Regions from separate parts of the Homo sapiens genome. Here region 2 is linked to region 1. Evidence: read pairs that join two places in POLR2A ChIA-PET (ENCODE). Cell type or tissue: Panc1. All regions are shown on one strand.

What was found. ChIA-PET counts read pairs that join two places held together with the same protein. Peaks named below come from ENCODE experiments on the same cell type or tissue, not always from the same donor. Only the 100,000 strongest peaks of a DNase experiment are listed, where the experiment ranks them.
Region 2: POLR2A ChIA-PET joins it to region 1 with 5 read pairs; 2 of 35 experiments call an interaction of 5 or more read pairs at or near these places.

What each region holds. Positions count from the first base shown.
Region 1 is chrX:134,951,073-134,959,072 of GRCh38, reverse strand. LINC02243 (long intergenic non-protein coding RNA 2243) reads right to left here. Exons shown (of 3, transcript NR_134925.1): 3 at 5,691-6,208. Among named protein-coding and RNA genes, the nearest start is that of LINC02243, 5.5 kb to the right of the region's middle. In Panc1, no CTCF peak of the experiment used is centred here; no DNase peak of the experiment used is centred here; H3K27ac peaks cover 5,771 bases.
Region 2 is chrX:134,692,124-134,700,123 of GRCh38, reverse strand. It overlaps a transcript of PLAC1 not described here. Among named protein-coding and RNA genes, the nearest start is that of PLAC1, 38 kb to the right of the region's middle. In Panc1, no CTCF peak of the experiment used is centred here; no DNase peak of the experiment used is centred here; H3K27ac peaks cover 260 bases.

The DNA of each region.
Region 1 (8,000 bases):
CACATTTTTTTAAAAAAATGAAATATATACAGAATGAGATGGGAGTTAAAGTATGAGCTTTGCTAATATTAATGCTGTATTGGAGAACATAGAAGAGCCCCAAGGCCAAAATGGACATCCTACTTCTTCCTCCTAATTTAGACAGAATTAGCCATCCAGCCACAGGCAGGAGAAGCCATGACCTGGCCACAGAAGCAGGAAACAAAATATTTGCCATTTGTACAGACAAATGGAGCAAGAGGTCAGATCATTTATTTGCAGTGACCTTGAACATGTTAACCTGGCCCAGAACTGGGACCAATGAAAAGCAGACCATCCTAAGTATTAGTTACTCCTCCTCCTGTGGGGAGAAGCAAATAAAGGGTGGAGAGGGAGTAGAAATGTGCCTCCTAGGCTGGGCGTGGTGGCTTACACCTGTAATCCCAGCACTTTGAGAGGCCAAGGCAGGTGGATTACCTAAAGTCGGGAGTTCGAGACCAGCCTGGCCAACATGGTGAATCTCCGTCTCTACTAAAAATGCAAAAATTAGCCGGACATGGTGGTGGGTGCCTGTAATCCCAGCTACTCGGGAGGCTGAGGCAGAAGAATCACTTGAGCCCAGGAGACAGAGGTTGCAGCAAGCTGAGATCGCACCACTGGACTCCAGCCTGGGTGACAGAGCAAGACTCTGTCTCAAAAAATAATAATAAAATTAAATTAAAATAAAAAAAGAAATGTGTCTCCTAGAGAGTACTGAAGTCACCTCTCCTCTATGGAAACATGAGTACTGGAGTAAGAGTCTCTCTCACCTAAAGCAATGGACCCTCTTCAAAGAAAAACAACAAGTTTGAATAGAATTTTAGGATGTTAATGGACTCCCTAAGAGTTCATGGACTCAAGTATAAAGATCACTGATGTAGACAATAAGTCAACTTTTTTTAAGTAGGAAAATGAACTAGCAGATTTATTAATGACAGTCCAAACTTGGAAGCAACCAAAATGTCTTTCACTTTTTAAATGGTGAAACAAACCATGGTACACACATACCATGGAATATTACTCAGCAATAAAAAAGGAAAGAACTTTTGGCATATAAAACAACCCAAATTACTCTCCAGGGAATTACGCTGAGTGAAAAAAAGGCAATCTCAAAAGGTTACATACTGTACAATTCCATTTATATAATGGTCCTGAAATGGCAAATTATAGAGATGGAGAACAGGGTTGTGGTTGCCAGGGCTCAAGGATGTTGGAGAAGGGAGGGGGATGGCTGTTGCTAGAAAAGCTTAGCACAATCAGCCAGCATGTTGGCTCATGCTTGTAATGCCAGCCCTTTGGGAGGCTGAGGAGTTCGAGACCAGCCTGGGCAACATGGTGAAACTGCATCTCTACAAAAAATACAAAAATTACCTAGGCATGGTGGTGTGCACCTGTAGTCCCAGCTACCTGGGAGGCTGATGCTGGAGAATCGCTTGAGCCCAGGAGGCAGAGGTTGCAGTAAACTGAGATCATGCCACTGCACTCCAGCCTGGATGACAGAGTGAGACCCTGTCTCAAAAAAAAAAAAAAAAAAAGTTACCACAAGGGATCTTTGTGATGGAACTGTTCTGTCTCATGACTGCGGTGGTGGTCACATGTATCTACATGTGATAAAACTGCATGGGACTAAATACACACACACACACACACACACACACACACACACACGTAAAACTGATTAAATCAAATAAGGTCAATTTCCTGGTTGTGACAGTGTCCTGTAGTGACACAAGATGTGACTGTGGGGGTAATTTGGGTGAAGGGTATATGGGATCTCTCTGTTTCATTTCTTACAACTGCATGTGAATCTACAATTAAATTAAAAAGGTGTTTTGGTTTTGTTTTTGAGATATGGTCTCACTCTGTCACCCAGGCTGGAGTACAGTGGCGTGATAATTTTTATTTTTTTAACATTTTTTTAAAAAAGTTTTTTGGCACCAGGCACAGTGGCTCACGCCTGTAATCCCAGCACTTTGGGAGGCAGACAGATCACTTGAGGTTAGGAGTTTGAGACCAGCCTGGCCAACATGGTGAAATCCCGTCTCTACTAAAAATACAAAAGTTAGCTGGGAGCAGTGGTGGGTGCTGGTAATCCCAGCTACTCAGGAGGCTGAGGCAGGAGTATCACTTGAACCCGGGAGGCAGAGGTCACAGTGAGCCGAGATTGTGCCATTATACTCCAGCCTGGGTGACAGAGCTAGATTCTGTCTCAAAAAAATAATAATAAAAGTAAATAATAAATAAGGTTTTTGGAGAGATGAGGTCTTGCCATGTTCCCCAGGCTCGTCTCAAAATTTTGGCCTCAAGCAATCCTCCTGCCTCTGCCTCCCAGAGTACTGGGATTACAGGTGTGAGCCACCGTGCCCAGCCTGCAACCCATTTTTTATTGACAGTTTTACCATAATCAATACCCTTTAGGGTTAAAAACAGTAATTCTCTTCTCATTTAATTAATAAAACCTTAGGTGGATCTATATGGAATTATATAGAAAATATATATATATAAGAAGTGTTCTTTATTTCTCTTTGGTTTCTTAACACAAAAGACATGCATTCTCTAAATAAAAAGAAATAAGATTTTCTGGGAAACAGCAAATTGGGACCAGGCACGGTGGCTCATGCCTGTAATCCCAGCACTTTGGGAGGCCGAGGTGGGTGGATCACCTGAGATCAGGAGTTTGAGACCAGCCTGGCCAACATGGTGAAACCCTGTCTCTACTAAAAATACAAAAAAAAAAAAGAAAAGAAAAGAAAAGAAAAATAGCCGGATGTGGTGGCAGGAGCCTGTAATCCCAGCTACTGGAGTGGCCGAGGCAGAAGAATCACTTGAAGCCGGGAGATGGGGGTTGCAGTGAGCCGAGATCGTGCCATTGCTCTCCAGCCTGGGCGACAAGAGCAAAACTCCGTCTCAAAAAAAAAGAGTGTGAGAATGTTGGTGTTTGCTCACTTGTGCTCAAAGCCCAGCTCAAAGCACTGGCTTCATCTCACTTGGAAACATTGACCTCAGAAGTTACACTGACATAGCAGTGTAACTTCTACACCAAGAGGTAAGAGTGGACTCAAGAAGGCCACTACAAGAGCAGCATACTGGTCGGGCATGGTGGCTTATTCCTGTAATCCCAGCACTTTGGGAGGGTCACCTGAGGTCAGGAGTTGGAGACCATTCTGGCCAACATGGCGAAACCCCGTCTCTACTAAAAATACAAAAATTAGCCCGGCATGGTGGTGGTCGCCTGTAATCCCAGCTACTCTGGAGGCTGAGGCAGGGAGAATCGCTTGAACCCGGGAGGTGGAGGTTACAGTGAGCTGAGATCATGCCATTGCTCTCCAGCCTGGGCAACAGAGTGAGACTCTGTCTCCAAAAAAAAAAAAAAAAAAAACAGCATACTGTGGGAAACTGAAAACTGATCTTCCCCAGTGGCAAAATCTAGGCTAGCCTCCTAAGGACCAAGCAAAGCCCACTTCACAATCCAGGCTTGTCAGTACTACTTTAAATTCGCAAAAGTAAGGGGCTTATAATAATAAGATGAGCACTGATACGTTCCTAACAGGAAACGCAGACCACAATCTCCTTCTGAGTCTACCTCTGTAGGTAAACCAGGAGGGAGGGAGAAATGCTGGAGCTCCACCATGAGCCATATTGAATATCAGATTGTTAAGTCTTTTAAAATGAAAACATCATTTGTAAGTGCCTGTAGCAGAGGCCCAGCTCCTGAGTTGCAGATGAAAAAAAAAAAAAAAAAAACTTCCCTCTGAATACATGGCAATTGCCTGATGGTCTTGGGCTTCTGGAGATGCCCTAAGCACCACATTGTGCCTTTCTTAGCAGGTTTCCAAGCCAGCGCAGGTAGATAGCAAAGAATAGGAAAACAACCAGGTGGCGATTAAGAACCCTAAGGAATTGTATCATCTTTTAGCCTCTACTGGAAGAATTTTAGACGACCAGATTTTGGCAGCAGCAGCTGAAAGCCCCACAGCCCAGAGCACTGGTAATAGAAAATGTGCACCTCTTTGAGTCTCACTGTGCTACATTAAGGTCCCATACAGGGAGAAAGAGAAAGTAGCATGGAATCTCTTCAAGAGGTCATTTTTCAAGATTAGAAAAAGAAACACAAAATTTGTTCTTTGCAGCAGCAAGAGATTGTTTCAGCCTTCAGTTCTTCTTGTTATAAAGCCACCTTTGCTTGAATGTAAAGGTCCATCTTCTTGCTGGTCCGCCGGCCAAGGGCTGAAAGCATGCTACACCACTGGAATTGGTGAATGGAAGCAGGAACAGTGAAATAGCAGGCAGATAAGGTCACCAGACAAAGCCAGCCCGTGGCTGGTTAAAAGAAGCAAGCCCTGGCCGGGCGCGGTGGCTCAAGCCTGTAATCCTAACACTTTGGGAGGCTGAGGCGGGCAGATCATGAGGTCAGGAGATCGAGACCATCCTGGCCAACATGGTGAAACCCCATCTCTACTAAAAATACAAGAATTAGCTGGGCATGGTAGTGCATGCCTGTAATCCCAGCTACTCAGGAGGCTGAGGCAGGAGAATCACTTGAACCAGGGAGTTGGAGGTTGCAGTGAGCCGAGACTGCCACTGCACTCCAGCCTGGGCGACAATGCGAGACTCCCTCTCAGGAAAAAAAAAGAAGAAGAAGGAGAAGGAGAAGGAGAAGAAGAAGCAATCCCTTGTGTAGGTTCTAGAGGTACAGATGGTCAATGTGCCACAGAAGCATCACAATTGAGAAGAATCATCCAAGAGCGATAGATAGGCAAGTGAGAATCTGGCCCATCCTGCTGTTTCCTGCTAGTCAAAAAAGGAAGGAGTGTAAGTGACCGTGAGGAATCTGAATGAGTAGCACAGGAACATCTGGGGCCTTCAGCAACAGCTGAGAGTTCCCACCTAGAAGAGTGGCAGTAATTTGGCCGGTTTGCTAAGCCTGTGATTTAAAAAGTCCTCTAACAGTGAGTTTGAAGACAAACCCCATGAGCATCTTACTACAGGACCAGTTGAGAATGCATTGATTCCAGACATGTAAGGCCTCAGGACTCTGGGATCCGAATCTGCGAGTGGATACTGCTCTCTCTTGGTTGATGGTTTTCCATTTAAACACACACACACACACACACACACACACACATATTTTTTAAGTTCTGGGATACATGTGCAGGGCATGCAGGTTTGTTACATAGGTAAACGTGTGTCTTGGTGGTTTGCTGCACCTATCAACCCATCACCTAGGTATTAAGTCCCACATGCATTAGCTATTTATCCTGATGCTCTCCCTCCCCCTGCCACCCCAGCAGGCCCCAGTGTGTGTTGTTCCCTTCCTTGTGTCCATGTGTTCTTACTGTTCAGCTTCCATTTATAAGCGAGAACATGCAGTGTTTGGTTTTCTGTTCCTGCATTAGTTTGCTCAGGATGATGGCTTTCAGCTCCATCCACGTCCCTGCAAAGGACATGATCTCATTCCTTTTTATGGCTGCATAGTATTCCATGGTGTACATGTGCCACATTTGCTTTATCCAGCCTATCATTGATGGGCATTTGGGTTGGTTCCAGGTCTTTGCTATTGTAAACACAGAAATTTATTTGCCCCTAGTGTCCTTTATATTTTTTCTTCCTGCAAAATATGTTAATGTTAAAAAAGAAAAAAAAAATTCTTTTCAATTTATTTCAAGTGTTTCTTTGTTTAAATGTCCTTCAGTTTATTTCAAGTATCTTTTTTTTTCCAGTTTCTCCTGGACAAGCTGAAAAAGACCTTACTGAAAACGCAAAATTAGGCATGAGAAAAACTTCTGTTCCCCCTTCTTACCCAGTGATAAGGGAATTCTTCATGCCCTACAATGGAAGAAGGAACAGGCTTGTGAGCAGCTAGTACATCGCTGTAGCTGCATCGTCACAGGCAGTAAGAACATTTAGAGTGTGTCCTTTCTCTCCCAGCTACACCGCACAGTTTCCAACAGTCTTGGCCACTGCAACCTCCTCATGGCAAATTGGCCACAACATGGCTGGAGAACAAGCAGGCGAGGAGGAGTGTCAGATGGAAGGCCTTCTGCAAATGGGCAGCCTACAGAACTGTGATGGGTAGGAGCCAGGCTTGGTTGGAGGCTGTGTCTGTGTGGACCAGCACAGCAGTTCCATGTCACCAGGTGCAGGACTAGAGGGGCTTCTGTCCTGTGCTGTGCATCTTGATGACCTAGGCCTGAAGGTCACAAGGGCAGCACAGTGAGGACTTAAGCACCTGGAAAACTCAACATCCAGCGAGCTCACATTTCACAACATCTTCTGGTCCACCAACTCTCCAAAGAGGAATTGTCCTTGGAAGAATGCACTTACATTTGTTCAAAATTTTTTTTGTTAGGGGAGGCAGACAGAGTCTCACTCTGTCATCCAGACTGGAGGGCAGTGGCACGATCTCGGCTCACTGCAACCTCCACTCCCCAGGCACAAGTGACCCTTCTACCTCAGCCTCCCGAGTAGCTGGGACTACAGGCATACAACATCGTGCCCGGCTAATTTTTGTATTTTTAGTGGACACAGGGTTTTGCCATGTTGCCCAGGCTGGTCTCGAACTCGTGACCTCAAGTGATCCACCTGCCTCAGCCTCCCAAAGTACTGGGATTACAGGTGTGAGCCACCGAGCCTGGCCAAAAGAGATTTATTATTATTTTTTTCTCTGGGTGGTAGAAATGCCAGTGGTTTTATTTCCTTTTTACTGATACACATTTTCTGCAGTGGTATGGTATTAATTGTGTAAAAAAAAAAACGTAAGAAATGATAAAAGGTGTTTTTCAAAGGACCCCAGTCCCATTTCCAAGGCAGATAATGGGACTGGGGTCCTCTGAAAAACACCATCAATCATTTCTTTTTTCTCTTTCTTTCTTTTTTATTATACTTTAAGTTCTGGGGTACGTGTGCAGAACGTGCAGTTTTGTTACATAGGTATACACATGCCATGGTGGTTTGCTGCACCCATCAACCCGTCACCTCCATTAGGTATTTCTCCTAATGTTATCCCTCCCCTAGCTCCCCACCCCCCGAGAGGCCCCAGTGTATGATGTTCCCCCCCCTGTTTCCACGTGTTCTCATTGTTCAACTCCCACTTATGAGTAAGAACATGCAGTGTTTGGTTTTCTGTTCTTGTGATAGTTTGCTGAGAATGATAGTTGCCAGCTTCATCCATGTCCCTGCAAAGAACATGAACTCATCCTTTTTTATGGTTGCATAGTATTCTATGGTGTATATGTGCCACATTTTCTTTATCCAGTCTATCATTGATGGGCATTTGGGTTGGTTCCATTTGGGACCCACTTGAGGGGGCAGTCTGACCCTTAGCAGAGCTTGAATGCTGTGCTGGGAAGTCTGCTGCTCTCTTTCAGAGCTGTCAGGCAGTGACCTTTAAGTCTGCTGAAGCTTCGCCCACAGCCACCCCTTTCCCTAGGTGCTCTGTCCCAGGAAGATGGGAGTTTTATCTGTAAGTCCCTGACTGGGGCTACTGCCTTTTTTTTCAGAGATGCCCCACCCAGAGAAGAGAAATCTGGCAGTCTGACCACTGCAGCCTTGCTAAACTGCAGTGGGCTCCACCCAGTTCGAACTTCCCAGTGGCTTTGTTTACACTGTGAGTGTAAAACCGGTCTACTCAAGCCTCAGCAATGGCGGACGCCCTTCCCCCCACCAAACTCCAGCATCCCAGGTCGCTCTCAGACTGCTGCTGTACTGGCAGCGAGAATTTCAAGCCAGTGGATCTTAGTTTGCTGGGCTCCATGGGGGTGGGACCCGCTCAGCCAGACCACTTGGCTCCCTGGCTTCTGCACCCCTTTTCCAGGGGAGTGAATGGTTCTGTCTCACTGGTGTTCCAGGCGCCACTGGGGTATGGAAAAAAAAAGAGCTCCTGCAGGCCGGGTGCGGTGGCTTACACCTGTAATCCCAGCACTTTGGGAGGCCAAGGCGGGCAGATCGCAAGGTCAGGAGATCGAGACCATCCTGGCTAACAC
Region 2 (8,000 bases), 260 kb after region 1:
GGGGTGGAGGCTAGTCTATATGAGGTAATCACTAAAGACCTTTCTGAGCAGTGATATATGAGGTACAATCTGAAAAATTAGGAGGCAGGAACCTGGAAATTCAGAAGGAGAGTGTTCTGGGCAGAGGAAACATTTCTGGTCTGAGGCAGGAATGAGCTTACTGTGCTGAAGAAATAGAAAGGACTCTGTGACTGGTGTTTCATTAGCAGAAGAGAGTGTACATGAGATGGGGTAGATTAGTTACACCAGGGCTAGAAGAAACAGGGGGTTTGTAGACTTGTAATGATTTTTTATTTGATCTTGAGTGTGATTTGAAATCAAGGGATTTCAGGATGGGGATAACAAGAACTGATTTATACTTTTTAAAAGATAACGTTGGCTAATGTGTAGGGTCAGGACTCTAGAAGGGCAACAGGTGAAGCCAAAAGACCAGTTAAGAAGCTGTCTTAGTCAGTTTGCACTGCTATAACAATGTACTGCAGACTGGGTAATTAACCAACAACAGAAATTTTAAAAAATAAATTTTATTGTGTACATCTGAGGTTTACAGCATGATGTATGGGACACATATAGATAGTAAAATGGTTATTGTGATGAAGCAGATTAACATATCCATCATCTCACGTAGTTACTTTTTAACAATAGGCATTTATTCTCACAGTTCTGGAGACTGGGAAGTCCAAGATCAAGGCACTGGCAGGCTTGGTGTCTGTGAAGGCCTTTTTTCCACTTCCAAGATGGTGCCTTATTGCTGCATCCTCTGGAGGGGAGGAATGCTGTGTCCTCATTAGGCAGAAGGGCAGAGGAGGCAATAAGGGACAAACTCCCTCTATCGAGCCCTTTTTTGAAAGTATTTAATCCCATTCATGAAGGAAGACTCCTCATGACTCAATCACCTCCTAAAGGCCACACCTCTTAATACTGTTGGATTGGGGATTAAGTTCCTGCACGAATTTTGGAGGGGACAAAAACCATTCAAACCATATCAGAGGCCAATGTTGTAGCCTGGATGAGAGATTGAAGTGGCTTGGATTAAGATGACAGTAAGTGAATATCATAGTAAATGTAGACAAAAAGGTAGAGATTTGAAGTATATTTTGGAGGTAGACTTGAAAAGACTTGATAGATTCAATATATGGAGGCTGAGGGTAAGGAAAAGAGGAGAAACCGGGTTGGTGCCTTATTTTGGGCCTAAGTGGGTGGATGGTGATGCCATTTTCTGAATTATGGAAGACCAGCATGGGAATATATTTTAGGGGCAGAATTAAGGGTTCTCTTCTGGTCACATTATATTTGAAATTCTGTAGCAGCTATCCAAGCAGATATTTTAAGAAGACAGTTGGATATGTGAGTCCAGAGCTCAAGGGGAGATGTCAAGATTGTAAATATCAATTTAGTAGTCATCAGCATATAGATAATGACTCAAGTCATAGAATTGTATGAGATCATCTAGGGTGTAATGACACTAGAAAAGAAGGCTAAGGACTTAGCCTTGGAATACTTTAACATGGAGAGATCAAGCACAGAAGGGGAAGATAGCAAAAGAGACTGAGAAGAAACAGCAAGCAAGATAGGATAGAACCAGCAATTTATCCTAATAAGATGACTGGACAAGCATGTAAAGATATAAATGCAGAAGTGTATTCATCACAGTATTTTTTTCTTTTTTGAGACGGAGTTTTTGCTCTTGTTGCCCACGCTGGAGTGCAGTGGCACTATCTCGGCTCACTGCAACCTCCCCCTCCAAGGTTCAAGAGATTCTCCTGCCTCAGCCTCCTGAGTAGCTAGGATTACAGGTGTGCGCCACCACACCCGGCTAATTTTTGGTATTTTTAGTAGAGACAAGGTTTCATCATTTTGGCTAAGCTGGTCTCAAACTCCTGACCTCAGGTGATCCACCCACCTCAGCCTCCCAAAATGCAGGGATTACAGGTGTGAGCCACTGCACCTGGCCCACAGTATTTTTATAATAGTAAAAATTGGAAATAAATGTCTATAGAGAGATAGTTAAATCATGGCATGCATATATATATATTTATAACAGAATATGCTAGGCAAACATTAAAACGATGATACCAATCAATATTTATTGACATATAAATAAGTCCATAATACATTCTTACATGCAAGAGCAGATTACAAAGTAGCCTATATAGTATGAAGACATCAGTGTAAAATTATATGTGTGTATGTGTCAGAGCATGTATGTAAATAGGGTCATGATGGTAGTTTTTGTTTTTTTGTTTTTTCTTTTTTTAGATAGAGTCTCACTCTGTCGCCCAGGCTGGAGTGCAGTGGTGCAATCTCTGCTCACTGCAACCTCTGCTGCCCCGGTTCAAGCAATTCTCCTGTCTCAGCCTCCCAAGTAACTGGGACTACAGGCACGCGCCACTATGCCCAGCTAATTTTTGTATTTTTAGTAGAGATGGGGTTTCACCATGTTGGCCAGGCTGGTCTCGAACTCCTGACCTCAAGTCATCCTCCCTCCTTGGCCTCCTAAACTGCTGGGATTATAGGTGTGAGCCACTGTGCCCAGCTAGTGTTTTGTTTTTCCACTTTGTTTATAGATGTATCCCTTGAGCCTAAAACAGTGTTAAGTATCCAGTAGACACAGATGAATATTTGTTGAAGGAATGAATAAATGAATGAATGAACGAATGAATGAATATAAAACTTTAACCAAAATATTAAGAGTGGTTATCTCTAGGTCCTGTGATAAAAGGTCTTCTATTTTCCTTTCTTTTGTATTGTGTTAGATTTTTTTTTTACAATGACCATACATTCTTTTTATCAGGAAGAACATTCTTTTAATTTTTGAAACCATCCTCACCTTTATCAGTTACCTATGACTTCCAAGTACCCCTATTTGGCTGAATTCAGAGCAAAGCAATTGCTTTGCTACTGAAAATCCATATTTAGGCAGGTATATCAGAATGATAACAGGGAGATATGTTGTCTCTTGGAGAGCTGGAGGCAGAAAAGGTGAACTAGGAGTGAAGGTCAACAGCAACTGTGAGAAAGAAAGACTTGTGCCTTGGAAGAAAGTTGAGCTGAGATTTTCTTTCTTTCTTTCTTTCCTTTTTTTTTTTTTGAGATGGAGTCTCGCTCTGTTGCCCAGGCTGGAGTGCAGTGGCGCGATCTCGGCTCCCTGCAAGCTCCGCCTCCCGGGTTCACGCCATTCTTCCTGTGTCAGCCTCCCGAGTGGTTGGGACTACAGGCGCCCGCCACCCCGCCCGGCTAATTTTTTTTTTCTATTTTTAGTAGAGATGGGTTTTCACAGAGTTAGCCAGGATGGTCTCGATCTCCTGACCTCGTGATCCTCCCGCCTCGGCCTCCCAAAGTGCTGGGATTACAGGCGTGAGCCACCGCGCCCGGCCAAACAGACATTTTCAAAGCAGAACAACATAGAACAAGAAGCTGAGGGCCGCTTGCAAGCCTGACCTTGGGGAGAAGAGCCTGTGGAACACTTAGAGCACAGTAAATTTTGCAATCTAAATTCTTGATTCTCAGTTGTGTATTGATACAGGAGTTAATAAAGGAGCCAAGCTACGACTCCCAGATTGTGCTGTTTGGTATAGAAATGCCTAATTCCCTTTGGTGGTTGCAGTGGAAAATGAAGGCAGTCTTCTGTATGAAGAAGTCCCTGGTTTTCTATTTTTCTCTGAGGCTGTAAGAAAAACAAGTTGGATTATGTTTTTTGAATAATTGATTGGATATTCTTTGGGATTCCACGTATGTGTTTGCCTAATCTCTCTCTATCCTCCCCTCCACTCCCCCTCATTACCCACCCACTCCCCATCAACAGAAAAGACTTAGATTTCTCCAGTATGGGAGGTTAGTCTCCTGCTAGCATTTCTCCTGTACTGTACCATGCAAAATGAGTGCTCATTTCCTTCCTGGCCTTGAGTTACAAAAGTCCCTCTGCTATTGCCCAAGTCTTGGAAAGTGCAGGCTCCAGGAAAAGGGTGGTGGTAGATAGAGTTGCCAGATAAAATACAGGAAAGCCAGTTAAATCTGAATTTTGGATAACCAATGGATTTTTTTTGTATAAGTATATCCCAAATATTGCATGGGACATACTTATACCAAAAAAAGTCATTGTTTATCTGAAATTAAAATTTAACTGGATGTCTTTTTTTTTTCTAAATCTGGCAATCCTAGATGGAGAAAAAAAATCCCTCTTGTGATACAAGGGTTTTCTCAGTGCTTTTCATCTAAAACTTACCAGATGTTTCTTAGATGGCCTTTCAGTTTACAAAAGGGGAAAATAACTAACTGATTAAGTCAAGGTTAGACTGCGAATCAGTGCTAGGGCTGAAAATTTAAGTTTTCAAGTTTTCCAGCACATGATCTAATTCAGCAAACTTTTATCAATAATTTATTGGCTGTAAGGAAACAGGATTAGAATGATCACAAAGGTACATATTCCCATGAAAAGTAAATTTTTAAAAGATTCTAAAGGTGACAAGCATTAAGGTTTTACTTTCCTCCATGGTCATGACTGGGCTTAGCCTCTAAAGAAGTGTTTTTCACAGTGTAGTCTTTATTCTACCTGCATCAGTATCATCTGGAAAGCAGTCTGTAGATACAGACAGAAAGTGAAGGTAATGGGTCCTTTGAAAGTTTGAGTTCCTGGTCTTTGTCTTGTAGGCACCACAATCACTTCCTCCATTTCCACAGCCTTTAGTTCCACTAACAGCTTGTATCTGGAGGGTCTCAATGCTAGAGAGCTTTCTGGTTATTTTAGTTTTTGTTTCTGCCATTACATATTATAAAAGGTAATTTATTAAAAGGCAAAATTGAAGAGGGATTTGATATCCCCCCCAGCACAGCCAAATAAAGGCATCCAAAATAAGCATTAGATGTAAAAGAAAAAATGATTGACCTGGCCTCTATTAAATCACCAAATTTAACTGGATCTTGGAATCTGAAGAATTCTCTATCACCTATATCTCTTGCATTGGGGCCTTGCCATTCCACAAAATTTATTCTCTACTTTTCCTGGGCCTGACTCCAAGAGAACTAATCATATCTTAATAATTTGGTACAGAGTCACAGTGTAATTGCTCCAGGTCAGTATTGTATCCTATCAGACTGGAGTACAGAAATGATTATCAAACATTAAAAAGAATGAGGTCAAGAGGTACAACCTGACTTTCAAAACATCCTTAGGATGTATGTATAGCCAGAATGACTTTTTTAGTTGAGGAATTATGATGATCTCTAATAGGACAAAGCAAATGTATTCAGTCAGTCTGTCATTTCAGATTTATAGCAAACAATCTCACATTTGGTCAATTCCTCAATCGTATGCTAATAAAAATGATATAAATAGTTTGGTAACTCACCCTGTGGTACTAAAATGCAAGTAACCCAAGATGGGTTGGCTATGTTGTTCTCATCTCCCTTTATCACCAGAGACTTGATTCTTCTTAGCTGGCATTATATGCTGCCAGTTGATACTTGCCTAAATATTTCCTTCGTACTCAGAACATTATAGTTACTTTTTCAAGCTTCAAATATTTCCGACTAATTCTAGAAATACGTGAGGTATGCCTGAAACGCTGACAGCTGTAGCTTACACCCAAAATAGTCAGGCCTGCTCAAGGAGATGCATTGAGCAAACAGAACCAGGAGTTTGAAGGTGACAGCTGAACAGGCATCAATAGGAAATTGCCAGGTGCTCAGCTGATCCAGCTAGGGATGGGAACAGACAGATTCCATTTCTAGAAATAGCACAGAGGATGCCAACAGGTCATAGGATATAAGCTATTGCACAAATCTTCCCTTCCATCTTCTAGGGAGCTTGGAGGGTATCTTAGGAACCTTAAACTTGCTGAAAAAAATTAACATGTCTAATGAATAATTTTTGATATTGACTTGTTGAGCCCCTATTAGTTTCAAGTTACTTTCCTAGGCACTGTTAGGGGCAGGGATACAAAGAAGTTTAGACACAGGCTCTACTCACACAGAGTTTTCACACCAGTTGAGGAAACAAGACCCATATGGCAAAGTCCTGTCTTATAAGGGGTTAGATTCTTGATGAGAAAAAAAAATCATTTATAGACAAAACGCACCTCGAAAATTCCTTTGAGAGGTTCAATATTAGAGACAGACATACCATTTTTCAATAAGTCAAACACAGTTGTTTTTTTTCCCCTACAACCTTGTACCAGATCACTTTTTCTTTAATTGAGAACCAAGCCAATTGGCTTGCACTTAGAGGCTGTGTTGAATTTTTTAAAGCGCACATATTTAAGCATGAGAATCTCACCATGAGAAACCCACAGGAACTGACACCATCTGAAGGAACATCAGATTCACGTCTCTCAACTCAATTTAACTCCAGGGCAAAACTTGTTGAGTAGAATAATAGTTAGGATTGCCCACATAATTTTCAATTGCTTACATGATCTTGCTCTCTGTCTCTCTCTCTCTCTCTCTCAATTTCTTCTGTATATCAGCCAACTCATATAAGAATGGTGTACTTGTGATGTGCCTCTCCATACCCACGTAACAAGACAGGAGAAGCTATGCGAAGGCGAGCTTCACCACTTACTGACTGTATGACGTTGGCCCAGTGAACCCTCTGAGCCTTCATTTCCTCACTAATAAAATAAGGATAATAATTGCATCTTCCTTGCAGGATTGTTCTGTGGATTAAATGCAGTGATATTTGCAAAATGCTTAGTCTAATGCCTGGTAGCATAAAAGCCTCAATATTAACTATTACAGCAAGTGGTTTATATGTGATGTGTCAAATGAAAGAGACATGCCTTATGTGTTATAACGTACATAACTGAGTAGTGTATTGGCAGGGAGGGGTTCATGGGTGAGATCACTTTTGAACTTGGTGAGATATGGGTAATACTGGAGAGCTGGAGGCAGGAAGGGAGTGATGGTGGAAGCAGGGAGAAAGCCAAGACATGGATGAGTCAGGATGTCTAGAGACCTGAAATACATGGGGGTGGGCAGTAAAGCCTGTGGAAGGGAATAATAAAATATGCTGTTGGAGGAGGAAGCCAGGGCCATGTGATTGAAGGCCTTGAATGCCAGGATGTGGTGCTGGAAGCAGTGAAGAATTGTTTGAGATTTTTTACTCAAGGGTGATGGGATGATAAAACAGTTAGTATACTTTCAAATTCAGCTCATCTGTCAAATCCAGCTTACAGCCACTTCCCCCTACTGCATCTCACTCTTCCTTTTCCAAACATTGTTGACACCGATTGCTCCCCTTCCCCCTAATAATTTTGCCCTTAATCTACCACCTTATCTCAAGGCTAAATGTTTTCTCTGAGTTGTGCGTGTGGGGGGAGAGAGAGAGAAATATTTTTCTCCAAAGATAGGGTCCTGCCTTTCACTTCCTCTGTCTGCCACACAGAGTTTAGCACATTGTGGACTCTGAAGGAATAATTTATGAGTTAACTCAATGATTGATTATGGGCATGCCTAATTGGAGCACCAAAAGCAACGTGTCCCTTAGACAGGATGAGTACTGGCTCTGTGAGGAATGTAGTAAAACGAAAGGTGGACAGGGTTATAGGTCATAGGCTCATTCCTGAAGCCCCAGAATCAAGTTTTTTGAACATTTTCCTAAATGTCTTTGCCTAAAGACATTTGTTAACCAGGAATCTGCCAAGCCAAACAAAGGCTGGCTGGCTGGCTGGCTGGGCTAACTAGTGTCCTTACCAGGAAATGCAGGAAATGGAGGACTGTCCAGAAGGAGATGCCCCAAATGCAGCCCTGTGGGGAAGACCAGCTTCCTCAGAGCCCAGAGAAGGAAGAGAAACAGCCTCTATCTTTAATCACAGCTATTCAAGAAACAGGCTCTGCTGAGAGCAGCAGTCTCTAGGGGGGAAAAGGACAGTCTTTGCAAAGGAAACTTTTTTTCTAACCTGAGGTCAAGACCAAGTAGTTAAACTTTGAAGGGACTGGGAAGGATAGCCTGGGTATGTAATGAATGGAAAGAGCCTATTACACCCTGGTTCAGAAGAACCACA